Linked DNA regions of Homo sapiens: all the other regions are linked to region 1. The links are chromatin contacts, found by Hi-C or POLR2A ChIA-PET in ENCODE. All regions are on one chromosome and are shown on one strand. The core of a region is the stretch at or near the end of the contact, and the rest is flanking DNA. Distances in the headings are between cores, read along the strand shown. Region 1 overlaps SYN2 (synapsin II). Region 2 overlaps PPARG (peroxisome proliferator activated receptor gamma). Region 3 overlaps PPARG (peroxisome proliferator activated receptor gamma).

Region 1 (3,903 bases), core at 689-3,188:
ACCTGAAAGGCAGACATGTGCCTACCGAGAAATATCTTGCCACCAACAATACGGAGGTAACGTGCAATATTCTGGGAAGCCCTCTAAAGTTTTCCTCAGTCTGGGAACCTTACACTGCAAGAGGGTGCTAAGAACCAAACTGCTTGCTCATCTACAGACACTAGAGCCATAAAAAGGAATCAGAGAAATGAAAAGATGCAGACTCCAGGACCATGCCTCACAGACAGAAAGGTCCTGGGGAAAGGATAGGAGAGAGAGGAGATGCAGAGTCCAGAACCCAATGATGGACACAGTATTCCACTCAGCAGAACGAGATGGTTCACTCTGGCATGTCAAGAGGAAACTGTGATGACGGGGATGCAGCTCTGGGCTTCAGGCTGATTACCTGTTCCACCTTGATATCATAATCTCCAAGGACTTTTTTGCCCCGAAAGCACTTGGCCCTGGAGAAAAGAATAAACCCACACAAATTAGTTTTGTGCAAGTATTTAAAGTCAGACATTTACTATTACAAAGAAGAGGACCACAGCAGACAGATCTCCAGAATGAGGGTCAAGAGACCTGGGTTCTGATCCACATTCTGCTATGAGATCACCACAAGACAAACCATTTCCTCTCTTTTAACCTCAATTTACCCATCTATAAAATAATCCAAAACATCCCTTCATTATCAGGTTTTGTTATAACATCTCTGGTCTTTTGGCTATAAAACGCATCTAGAAATAGGAATTTCCCCAGTTTTATTCTTCATAAAGGCTAGATCAGCTTTATACATCTCTGCAGTTTCCTTATTTTCCTTGATCCTTCGTTTTACTATGGTTTTCTATTTGGTATCCACCCTTGGATTTTTAGTTTTTAAAGAAACTGTTATTATCACTTTACTTCTTCATACCCATACAAAGAGGACCTGAGGCAATTAGTAATTTAAAAATATAACCAACAAAATAAGGATTAAAGAACAATCAATGAATGAGAGGAAATTAATTAGACCAAAATAGAAGGTAGCGGGAAAAGACTGAGGGAAGCCATTGCATTTGAACACAAAACTTAGCCCACATTTCTGAGCAGTCAAGAAAATGGGTCAAGGTGAGTTACACAGTACATAGTATCTTCCCAGTTTGTCACAGATCTAGAGGAACCTCACATTAATGCATTAATTAATCCCCTGTAATAAGTAATTAATCCCTTATAAGCAGATATTTTTATGCTTATATTTATATTAATTCCTACTTTGCTTCTAACCTGCCCTCCCCACATTAGATTTCCTTATCTGTCCTTTTAGGCTGGTTCTCCATTTGTCAAAAGGGCCTTTCCATACTCTACCTGTTAGGTAAGTTGAGCTTGCTTTTCCAGTGCTTGAAATTTCCAACTGTAATATTTCATTGGAGATTTTTTGGGAGTTTGTCCCCAAAATGAAGGAATAAACCAATATTTATTGGGCATCATGTTCTAGGAATTACATGCAAGTTGTTTTCAAGAACATCTCATTTAGTCCTAACAACGTATAAGATACAGAGAAAGGGCTTCATTTCAGAGACAAGGAAACCAAGATTCAGAATTGAAAATGGTGTATTCAAGGCCCTATAGCAAGTTAGTGGCAGAGCCAGTATTCACATCTAAGTCTGTGGCACTCTGAGACCACTGCCCTTCACACTGCAGGCACTGTCTCCCCCTGGTGATCTATTCTCTCCATCTCTGCTCACACCACTACAAAAACGGACTTGCCCTGTGTGTGCCGCATTGCATTTATTCCCATTTTCCTTCTTCCACTCACAAGGGACTTAATGATGTGAGCATTAGTCCCACTACAAATACTTCCTACCCTGGTTCCTGTCAACTACCCGGGACGAGGCCAGGCTGTTTCCTTTTCTCTATGGGTTCTGGAACACCCCGTTCTAGGAAGTTGTCATTTGTCCTATCCAAGTCCCTGGCCACCCTCAAATTGCTCCTCTGAGGCACTCAGCCATCCTGGAGCTGGACCACTTAAGTCCACCCCCCACCTCTGCCCCAATTTCTTATTAAGCTTCACACCAGCTTGTTTCCAGGACCCTGATCAACATTCACAGCTCAGCGAGCCCCTCAGGCAGGGGCCCGGTAGTATATTCCCTTTCTTTGGCTACTATTCCATTTTATTTACAGGTTTAACTAATAGAGTCTAGTATGGCACTATCACTTCTCTGCAGACCTTGGACTCTGCAGGTTTTTGTCCATGACTATAAAAAGAAGGAACTGGAGTGAATGACCCATGAGATCCCTTTCTTTCATTGGTGAGGTATGTCTACCTTGTTATCAGCAATGCTTTTCTGATGCTTCCTCCTATTTTCCTGTCTCAAAATAGCTCTCCTTCTGTGAGGTAAATCTCAGAGACATTAACAATAACCTCGCATTTCGTATGATGCCTTGCATTTGCAAAGCATGTTCCTTGCCCTAGTTGTTCCTCACAACTCTGTGAAGGAGCCAAGAGAGATAATGTGGTCCATTTGGCTGATGGGGAAACTGAAGCCCAGGACAATTAAATAACATGCCCAAATCAGAAAGAAAAGTTCATGGGAGTTAAGGCTAGAACTAAGAGTTTACATCTAGGTGCTTACATGCTGCCAAGTTTCTTAATTCACTCATTTATTTTGTGGGTTTTGAACACTGATATTGAAATATATTTATAGACTCTGGCTGGGTTTATCTGCCACTTCCTGCACCTGCCCATTGACCAAGTTGGCTAATGAACTGTTTTCATGCCTTCCCTCCACCCCCACCTCTCTAGCTATCCTAATGCCTTTTCCTTAAGGTAATTTGTCCTGTTGGAAATCTTAGTGTGTGTTTCCTGGCCCAGGGTCACTGACCTGTCTTGGCTGAGCCACAACCTTATAGAAAAGGAGCCAAGATGGCCGGCAGATGGGGCACAGAGCCCTCTTCTGGAGAATGAGCACATTCTTGCAGCTCCAGGCTCTTGGACATTTTGATTCTAGGTATTTTCATGAAAAATTGTGTAACTTGCTAGCAAATGATAGAAGTCTTTCCTGATACTAAGAGAACACTAGTACAGGGCAGTGTGCTAGAATCCAGAGGATGGGCTCTGGAATCACAATCTGGGGTGTGAATTCTAGCTGTACCCTTTCCTGGTTGTATGACCTTAGGGAGGCTTAAATTTTTTAAAAATAGTATATCATGTGGTTAAACCAATCAATCAATCTATCTTTAAAATTATATAAAAGGATAAAACAAAAAGTAAAATGTTCTTTTTTCCCATTCCTCTCTTATCACATATACTTCCCATTATCAATTATAAGCATATACTTCCAGTGGAGGGGAAAAAATGTGTGGCTATACCTGCATACATATATGCTTCAAACACATACATATGGCATGCTACATAAATTTTTTTAAACTTTTGTTTTTTGCACTTAAAAATATATCTTAGTGATATGCTTTCAGCACATATTGATGGGCCTCTTCCTTTTTAATAGTTGCATGAAATTCCATTTGAAGGACATACAGTATTTTATTGGTAAACATGTATTGGCATTGGCATTATATATTGGTGAGCACATTAGATTTCTAGTTTCTTGCTTTTGGTATTACAAACAGTGCTACAATGGCTTACATTTAAAAATATATCCACAGGATGAATAATTTATGACAGAAGTGCTGGTACAAGGAACAGACACAGTTACGGTTTTTACTAATATTCCCAAACTGTCCCCCACCCAAGAAAAAGATGATACCACTCTTACCAGCATTTGAAAGTCTGGGAAAACTACTCTACTTCCCTTAGTTTTCCCACACAGTCCCTTGCATAAGATAGGAACAGATAAGATGCCCAGTACGGACTTTTTTTTTTTTTTTTTTGAGACAGGATCTTGCTCTGTTGCGCGGGCTAGAGTGCAGTGGTGCAATCATAGCTCA
Region 2 (3,903 bases), core at 798-3,297, 250 kb before region 1:
CTCAAAAAAAAATAATAATAAAAAATAAAGAAGACATATTTTTAAAATGCAATTACTATAAAGGACTTGGCAGCAGGATTTTAAAACAAAAATGACTACTTTGAAAATCTATAAAAATGCATGCAAGAGCCCATTTGACTAAAGAAGCAACATTATCCATGAGTCTTTTTATCAAGATTCTGCAGACACCAGCTTCACTAACAAAGAGTAGTTGATGCAATGATCACTTGGTAAGTTACATACACCGCTGAGTGGCCTAGGAAGTGGGTCTGTATTTCTGCTTCATTTTCATTTTGAGCTTTCCTCTAAGGGCAGTGTCTAGACACAGTAGTGAATTGATTGTGCTTGAGATGACTCAGGAAGGCTTCTGAGCAATCGGTGGAATTAACCCATGGTCCAGAAATGATGGGTTGTTAAATGACCAAAATAATTAAGAACGTGTGTTTATTTTCATTACTTGCAGGAAAAAACATATTTCTGAAGCATATCAATCAGTCCATCACCTGGGTACTTTTTCTACCCAATGCTGAAAGTGAATATTTGAGAAACTATGTTTCTAACTGGAAGAATTCTGAAACTATGTTCTTCTACAACATGTAGACGATGTGTCACAATGAAAATGAAAGTTCCTTCTGAAGAGCTGTAACCCTACATAGCCTAGGATGCCATTTATACTTTCTCTAGCCCAGAGGCTCTGTATTTCTGCTCTCAGGCTACATTACTACATAACCATCAAACCAACTGCCCGAAATTGCTGAGCAATTGATCATAACATACAGACCTGATTCAGATATATAAATTACATTTTTATTTTTATCGTACCAAAACATACAGGTGAAAACTTTCAAATTCAGGCAACTGACATGCCAGGTGCCTACCTATCTGTGAAGACCAGAGCACTGTAAGACACGGAATAGCTGGTTGAAAAGTGAAAAATCCAGTGAGTTAGGTTGTTTGATTATACAGAATCATAGAATTTTCAAAGTGAAAGGACATGGTGATCACTGATTTCAGTGACTATCCAACAACATTAGCAAGAGCCCCTAGGGTTCCCTACCAGTTCCTTCAGAAGCCTCCTTCAAAGCTGTGAGTGCATGGCCAAAGGGGAAGCTACATTCATCAACCAGACTAATCAGAGACCAGGGAGCAGAAATAAGGTTAACACGGAATGGAGTACATTTGCTTTGGGGGACGTTCATGTTTTCTTGCGCATACTGAAAACAGCTGGGTGCTGATTTTGGTATAACACTCAGAGCCTCTTTTGATAAAAAGGCATTCTATATGAATGAAAACCCTGTTGGCTTCACATTGGTCAAAGCAATGGATTTTAAATAGTGACTCAACTTCCTAGAAAACTTTGTATTTAGAAATGTTTTCTTCATACAGCTAACAGGCAAAACTAATCAAAACCTTGTTGTTAGTCTGATGTTTATTTTCTGTGCAGCAAACAAACTCCCATAAAAACCTCTGAGGTTTTCTTAGTTATGTTTGCAATTTTTTAAGTGTTGAACTGCCTAAGTCTCTGATGTCATGACACTTAATTCATATATTTTCTTGCTTTTGCTAGAACTGAACAAACACTCCCTATCAAGATTGACCCTCTCTAGAAATAAAATAAATTGTCATATGAAGTCAAAATATGACCTATCAAGTTTATGATAGCTTTCTTTGACATTTATGGGAGGAGAAAATTATACCATCCATACTACATAGGTTGGGGTTTAAATAATATTTGCCTATAAACAATAAGCAATTGCAGATTGATTTTAAGTAAACGTATGCAATGCCTGTAAGCAACAGGAAATATATTTTACATCAATGTATGCACTGCCTGTAAGTAACAGGAATTATATTTTACATGAATGTGTGAAGTGATAATTTTTTAATAGGCAAAAATTAGTGTTAAAAGCGGAACTGGCATGCTTTCCTAGGCTGTCTCAGTGATAATGACCTCAAAGTCAATGATTTCTTCATGAAGATGAAATAAGTTTATTGCAACTTGATTGCATCACCTAAAATACAACCCTTGACTTGGAAGCTTGCCCTTATGTTTTATGAGGTCTGAAATAAAAAGGAAACTGATGGAACTGAACCAGCAAATTATTTTGCAATCCATGACTACAGTTGTATACAGCAGATGTAGTCAATTGTTGAGGAAAGTTGGACCAAATTTCCATCCTGTTCAGTACTGCTGATAGCTCTATTCAAAATACATTCTTGCCTTTAGAGGAACTGACCCATTAGTAATCATACAGATAGAATTTTGTGAACTATTTTTAAAGGGTAGGTTATTAATCAATGAGTGACTCTCAAATATCTTGATGGTTTCCACTGTGAAAACCAAGTATCTGCATGATAGAGCAAAAATTTAATTTTCTCAGATGCTTTAGAGTACATATAGATGAAGACTGCCTTCTTACTAGATCAGTTTTGAGAGAGATGAAAACAAAAGAAAGAAAAAATAGGATAGCTGATGAAATGAAACTTCAAATTTAATTTGATCATGTTGGCATTTTTTATTCCTTGAGTGCATTGAAAATAACTGATTAATACTAGACACATATAATACTATCAAGTTACACCTAAAATTTATTTTGTCAGCCAGGCAACCAATCAGAACCAAATAGTGACCAAGAATTATTTTTTCAAACACGTTTGTCTTCCAGGACCTTACTGAGTTAGTTCCACAGATCATGAAAACATGGGTCTTTTCTCAGGTCTTCTACATCATTTCCCTTAAGTTGACACCCAAAGTCATAAGCTTGACTTTAGACACAGGTTTCAAAAGTAGAAAGTTTTATTCTCTTATGTTTCTATGGCTTTGAAGTTTTGCAGAACTATAAAAATAATTTGTTTTACCCTTTCCACAACTCATGGACGTTCCTTGAAGTGAAGGAAACGAATACTCGTCTTTGCATAATAAACAGCAAAAAAAAAAAAAAAAAAAAAAAATTAAATGAATCTAAATTCTCATATGCCATTTAAAGTTTCAGACCCAGACATCTTCAGGATTTTCTTACATTTAAAGCAGAACGACACTACTGATACACAAAAGTAAATTTTAATTCTGTTTTTAATGCATGAGGCAATATAAAAATTAATCATGATGATCATTATATTTGTTCTAACACTAAAGTTTTTCCCATAATCCCCCAGATTTTTCAAGTCTCTTTTCTCCTCATGGCAGATGCCCAACCACAGAGAGAAAGGTTCTATAATAAAACTTTAAAAACACTGACCTAAAAGAGAAATGTTTTATCGCCATGCAATATTCTAAATTCTGGCATTTGGTGGAAAAACTGTACACATTTTTGGCAATGGCTTTAGTGTCCACTGGTCTGGCAGCTATAATGAGAATAATAAAGTATATGGTGATGACTGTTTACTTACCATTATGAGACATCCCCACTGCAAGGCATTTCTGAAACCGACAGTACTGACATTTATTTCTACTTTTTTTGTGGATCCGACAGTTAAGATCACATCTGTCATAGATAAGCTTCAATCTGATTGTTCTCCGGAAGAAACCCTGCAAAGGGATAAAAAAGAAGCAAATTTTAAGTCTTTATGACACATGGAAGCAGCAACCTACAGCGAAAGGTATACTGGCCTGGGAATCAGAAAAGGCAGGTTCTTGACACGATTCTGTCACTGGTGACTTTAGACAAGTCACTTAACCTCTCTGGAACTAAATGTTCTCTGCTATAAAATAAAGAACCAGAGGATCTCCAGGTCCCTTTTTTAGCTCTTAGACACTGACCACATCCAGCTGCGGCTTTCATTGGATCTTGGCTCTACATTTGGTTTTCGGCATGCTCTAAGAAGTGCTCTGGATTTAATGTAATGCAAATAAAACACCGTGTAATCAGTTAAGTCTCTCTGCAAATCATTCCAACAGCATGC
Region 3 (3,903 bases), core at 754-3,253, 210 kb before region 1:
CCTGCCTCAGCCTCCAGAGCAGCTAGGATTTCAGTTGCTCGCCACCACACTCAGCTGTGTCTTTTTTTTTTTGAGACAGGGTCTCACTCTGTCCCTCAGGCTGGAGTGCAGTGGCACAATCTAGGCTCATTGCAACCTACCTCCACCTCCCAGATTCAAGAAATTCTCCTGCCTCAGTCTCTCGTGTATCATTTTTTTGAAAGGCAAATCCATTCTTCTTTAACCAAAAACTGTAATTTTGTTCAGATTTTCAAAAGTAATATATTTTATGGACATAATTATATTAAACAATTATATTATTTTGATTTAAAGGAAAATAATGCTGCTAGGTGCAATGGCTCACACCTGCAATCCCAGCACTTTGGGTGGCTAAGGCAAGAGGATCCCTTGAGCCCAGGAGTTGGAGACCAGCCTGGGCAACAGAGTGAGACCCTGCCTCTATAAAAAAATAAAATAATTGGCCAGGCATGGTGGCATGTACCTGTAGTGTCAGCTACTTGAGAGGCTGAGGCAGGAGGGATGCTTGAGCCCAGGAGACCGAGGCTGCAGTGAGCTGTAATCGCATCACTGCACTCTAGCCTGGGTGACAGAGTGAGACCCTGTCTTAAAAAAAAAGAAGCCAATAACTCCAGTAAATGTATCTTTGGTATCAAAAAAAAAAAGGTCTTCTTAACTCAGAAGCAGTAGAAAAGAACACTGACATTGGAGCCAGAAAGCCTAGGTTTTACGTTTTTGTCTTGGCTCAGCCACAAACCTACTGTGTCAACTCTTTGGGTCCACATTTCTCATCTCTAGAATCAGAAAAAGCCCTTTCCACAAAACAGAATAATCCTTAAGGTCTTTTTGAGTTTTAATGTTGAGATACTGAATAATATGACTGTAATTCATTTATTTAAAATTTAATGGAAATTCTCCATATTGCATACTTATTCATGTTCTGATCCTGAGTTACTATTTCCTTTTCATACTTGACTCATACCTAGGTGACAGTATAAAAGGCACTTTCATCTGAAAAAATAGTGTCTGATGATAAATTAAAAGTCTCAAAAGGAAAAAACCAACTGAAAACTTCCTTTTCTGCCCAGCTTCAAAAGTTAACTTCCCTCTAATACCTGAAAAAGAGACTAACCTGTTTAACCACTTTCTAGGGATCAACTAAACACTTTTGAAATTACTGTAACTTTGAACCAAAGACGTCCCACCTAAACTATGTTAACTTGTCGTTGCATGTAATATCTGAAATTCTCTAGTAAGCTGTTTTCTAGCATAGTAAAATACCATGAACTATATTATCAACTGACACATTTTCATGTTGTGGGAAACCTAAACCTCTAAAACATGTATCTTTTTCAGTTTTCAGATTTTATCAATGAATTTTTCAAGATCAGTTATATGGAGATTTATTGGGTAGCACATCCTGTCACTGGTGAAGCACAGTGGGAATTCACAAAGGTTCTACAGCAAGCGTAGAGCCGCGGAGCTGCACTCAGTTTCAGCTGGTGTCACTTACCAGTTCTGTGACTGTACTAAAGGAAATTTACGTACTGTTGAAATCACGGGCTCACGAAACTTAATAGGAGGGAGATTAGCATATTCCAACTCTTAATTTTTGATATAAGGAAAATGGGTTCCAGAGGAATGAAATGATTTGCCCAAAGCATGACCTAGATAAATTAGCAGCAGAGTTTGAGCTAGAAACCAGGTTTCTTGATTCCCAGTCCAAAGCTCCAAACGATGCTCTATCTCATTAAAATGATGCAGTAAGACGTTCAAATCAGTTCTTCAGGTCAATGATCCTTAATGCCAACAGTCATGGTGGAAGTCATCAGCATGAAAGCATTTTTCTATGATGAATCACTTAATGTGGAGGAATTACCTATGAAAATGTCATCATTCACCACAGGGTTTAGATATGGTGCTCTCTACAAAGTAAGTACTCAATTATGACTCGGTAATTAAAATTTGATAATATTTGAACATCAGTTCACGGAGTCATTTTGCTGACGAATGTTCTCTTGCCTCATTCACAGATTCTTCATGAGTCATCCCAGCATTCTGGGGTTCTTCTGGTATGATGTTTTTGTTTCTATTGACAAAGTTCCTTGCTCTTAAGAAAATGATAACATTACTATTTGAAAATTTCTACTTTGAGGTAACAATACTCTAAAAAAAAACACCTTGGATCTGTATAGTGTTTTTATTTCGTTTGAAACTCACAACAATGCTGGGAGGTTATTCAAAGCAAAAGAAGAAAATAATAACAACTATTGAATAGGGTTTCAATGTGGAACCAGATAATAGTTTTTGGCAGTAAAGCTTTGAGTAATTTGTCTTTATTCAAAATGAACAAAGAGTCAAACAGACCTGGGTTTGCATTCAAGCCTTGTCACATCTCTGTTTTCTTATCTTTTCGGAGTTGTGAGAATTAGAGATGATTTAAATAAATCAGCGTCTGGAACAGAGTAGGCTTTCAAAATTATATTATGAATTCTTATAATCAAATATTTAAATCTTACATGACACTTTAATAAAGCAATAAGAGCAGTCATCAAGCAACACTCTTATCGCTCTTATGTTAACAGGAGCTACATAAATACGCTTCAGGAAGAGACGGTATATAGAGTATGGAATCTTCAAAAGCAAGTACAAATTTTTAAAGTTCACTTAGCGGAAGTAGACATATTTTCTTCACACCAACAAATAGATATTTGACTGAAAATAAAATGTAACTGTGAAATCAGTACATAATAAACTTAATTTTGATGGCAATTAAACCACAGGCAACACAGAGTATATTTTATGTTTATTTTCCGGTAAGATTCATCAGTCCATTAATAGTAGATGGTTCAGTCTAAAAGTTTGTCTCTAACAATCTTTATTAGACACATTATAAATTCTTTCCCAATCTAGAACTTTACATTTGAACTTATAGAATATATCTTAAAGCAGCATTAGTAAAAGTAAGAAGACTTGAAAATATAAACTAGCTTTAAGTAAGATTCAGATTCCACATTTATTGAGTGCCTACGCTGTCAGGGGCTGTGCTAAGTCTTTTAAAATAAAAATTTGTCTAGACTTTATAAAAATTCTGTGAGATTGGCTGGGCGTGGTGGCTCACACCTGTAATCCCAGGACTTTGGGAAGCCGAGGTGGGTGGATCACCTGAGGTCAGGAGTTTGAGACCAGCCTGGCCAACATGGCGAAACCCTGTCTCTACCAAAAATACAAAAATGAGCTGGGTGTGATGGCACATGCTTGTATTCCCAGGTACTCAGGAGGCTGAGGCACGATAAGTACTTGAACTTGGGAGGCAGAGGTTGTAGTGAGCCGAGTTTGCCCCACTGCACTCCAGCCTGGGTGATAGAGCAAGATTCTGTCTCAAAAAAAAAAAAAAAAATTCGGTGAGATTGAATGGTAGCCCCATTTCACAAAAAGGAAACAAGCTCAGAAAGAATGAGGGTGATGTTATGATTAGATAATGGGCTGCTAAATACCGAGCAATACAGTTAAGTATCACATAACTAGGGATAGAATAATATAAATAAGACTGAGCATCAATTCTCAAGCCATTTTCCTACTTTTAGTAAAGAGGATAAGACAAGCACAATGCACTCTAATATACGAGTAGGTGGTTTGAGAGAAGTGCAAACAATCATGACCATTACTAGAGTAATTTCTGTTGAGCTATGTATTCTGCCTCTACTGCAGTACTCGCCACTGACTTGAGGCCCTCAACCCTGCGAAGTCATTTATTATCACCATTTTACAGATAAAGAAATTGAGTTTTGAGATCACATAGCTAATAAGAGGCAGAGAAGGGATTTAAACCAGATGCAATGGAGTGCGAAAGATATTCAGAGATGAACAGAGCCCTTCTGACTGTGCATGGAGATGGAAGGAATC

What was found. A loop is a pair of places that touch in the nucleus more often than their neighbours do. ChIA-PET counts read pairs that join two places held with the same protein, here RNA polymerase II (POLR2A). Pooled maps may share reads with other maps.
Region 2: a loop to region 1 is called in a map with no recorded cell type, with 5 times the contacts of the local background. The contact joins two enhancer-like sites. A Hi-C loop is called at or near these places in 2 of 168 maps with a recorded cell type or tissue (PC-9 and endothelial cell of umbilical vein), 5 of 37 single-sample maps with no recorded cell type and 10 of 50 pooled maps. POLR2A ChIA-PET finds 5 or more read pairs at or near these places in 3 of 52 experiments (AG04450, CD8-positive, alpha-beta T cell and SK-N-SH).
Region 3: a pooled map shows a loop between it and region 1 (2.0-fold over the local background). The contact joins two enhancer-like sites. A Hi-C loop is called at or near these places in 5 of 168 maps with a recorded cell type or tissue (Caco-2, GM12878, MCF 10A and 2 more), 4 of 37 single-sample maps with no recorded cell type and 12 of 50 pooled maps. POLR2A ChIA-PET finds 5 or more read pairs at or near these places in 2 of 52 experiments (Panc1 and activated CD4-positive, alpha-beta T cell).

What each region holds. Positions count from the first base shown.
Region 1 is chr3:12,137,191-12,141,093 of GRCh38, reverse strand. SYN2 (synapsin II) reads right to left here. Exons shown (of 13, transcript NM_133625.6): 2 at 386-443. Among named protein-coding and RNA genes, the nearest start is that of TIMP4, 20 kb to the left of the region's middle. RefSeq lists an enhancer at 2,886-2,995. Within about 2 kb of position 1,938, at least 4 of the 41 ENCODE cell types and tissues checked have a DNase peak (open chromatin) inside an H3K27ac peak, as active enhancers do.
Region 2 is chr3:12,392,240-12,396,142 of GRCh38, reverse strand. PPARG (peroxisome proliferator activated receptor gamma) reads right to left here. Exons shown (of 8, transcript NM_138711.6): 5 at 3,391-3,529. Among named protein-coding and RNA genes, the nearest start is that of TSEN2, 90 kb to the left of the region's middle. RefSeq lists enhancers at 446-575, 626-675. Within about 2 kb of position 2,047, at least 2 of the 41 ENCODE cell types and tissues checked have a DNase peak (open chromatin) inside an H3K27ac peak, as active enhancers do.
Region 3 is chr3:12,343,356-12,347,258 of GRCh38, reverse strand. The region is part of intron 2 of PPARG (peroxisome proliferator activated receptor gamma); the gene reads right to left. Among named protein-coding and RNA genes, the nearest start is that of PPARG, 56 kb to the right of the region's middle. RefSeq lists an enhancer at 1,396-2,595. Within about 2 kb of position 2,003, at least 4 of the 41 ENCODE cell types and tissues checked have a DNase peak (open chromatin) inside an H3K27ac peak, as active enhancers do.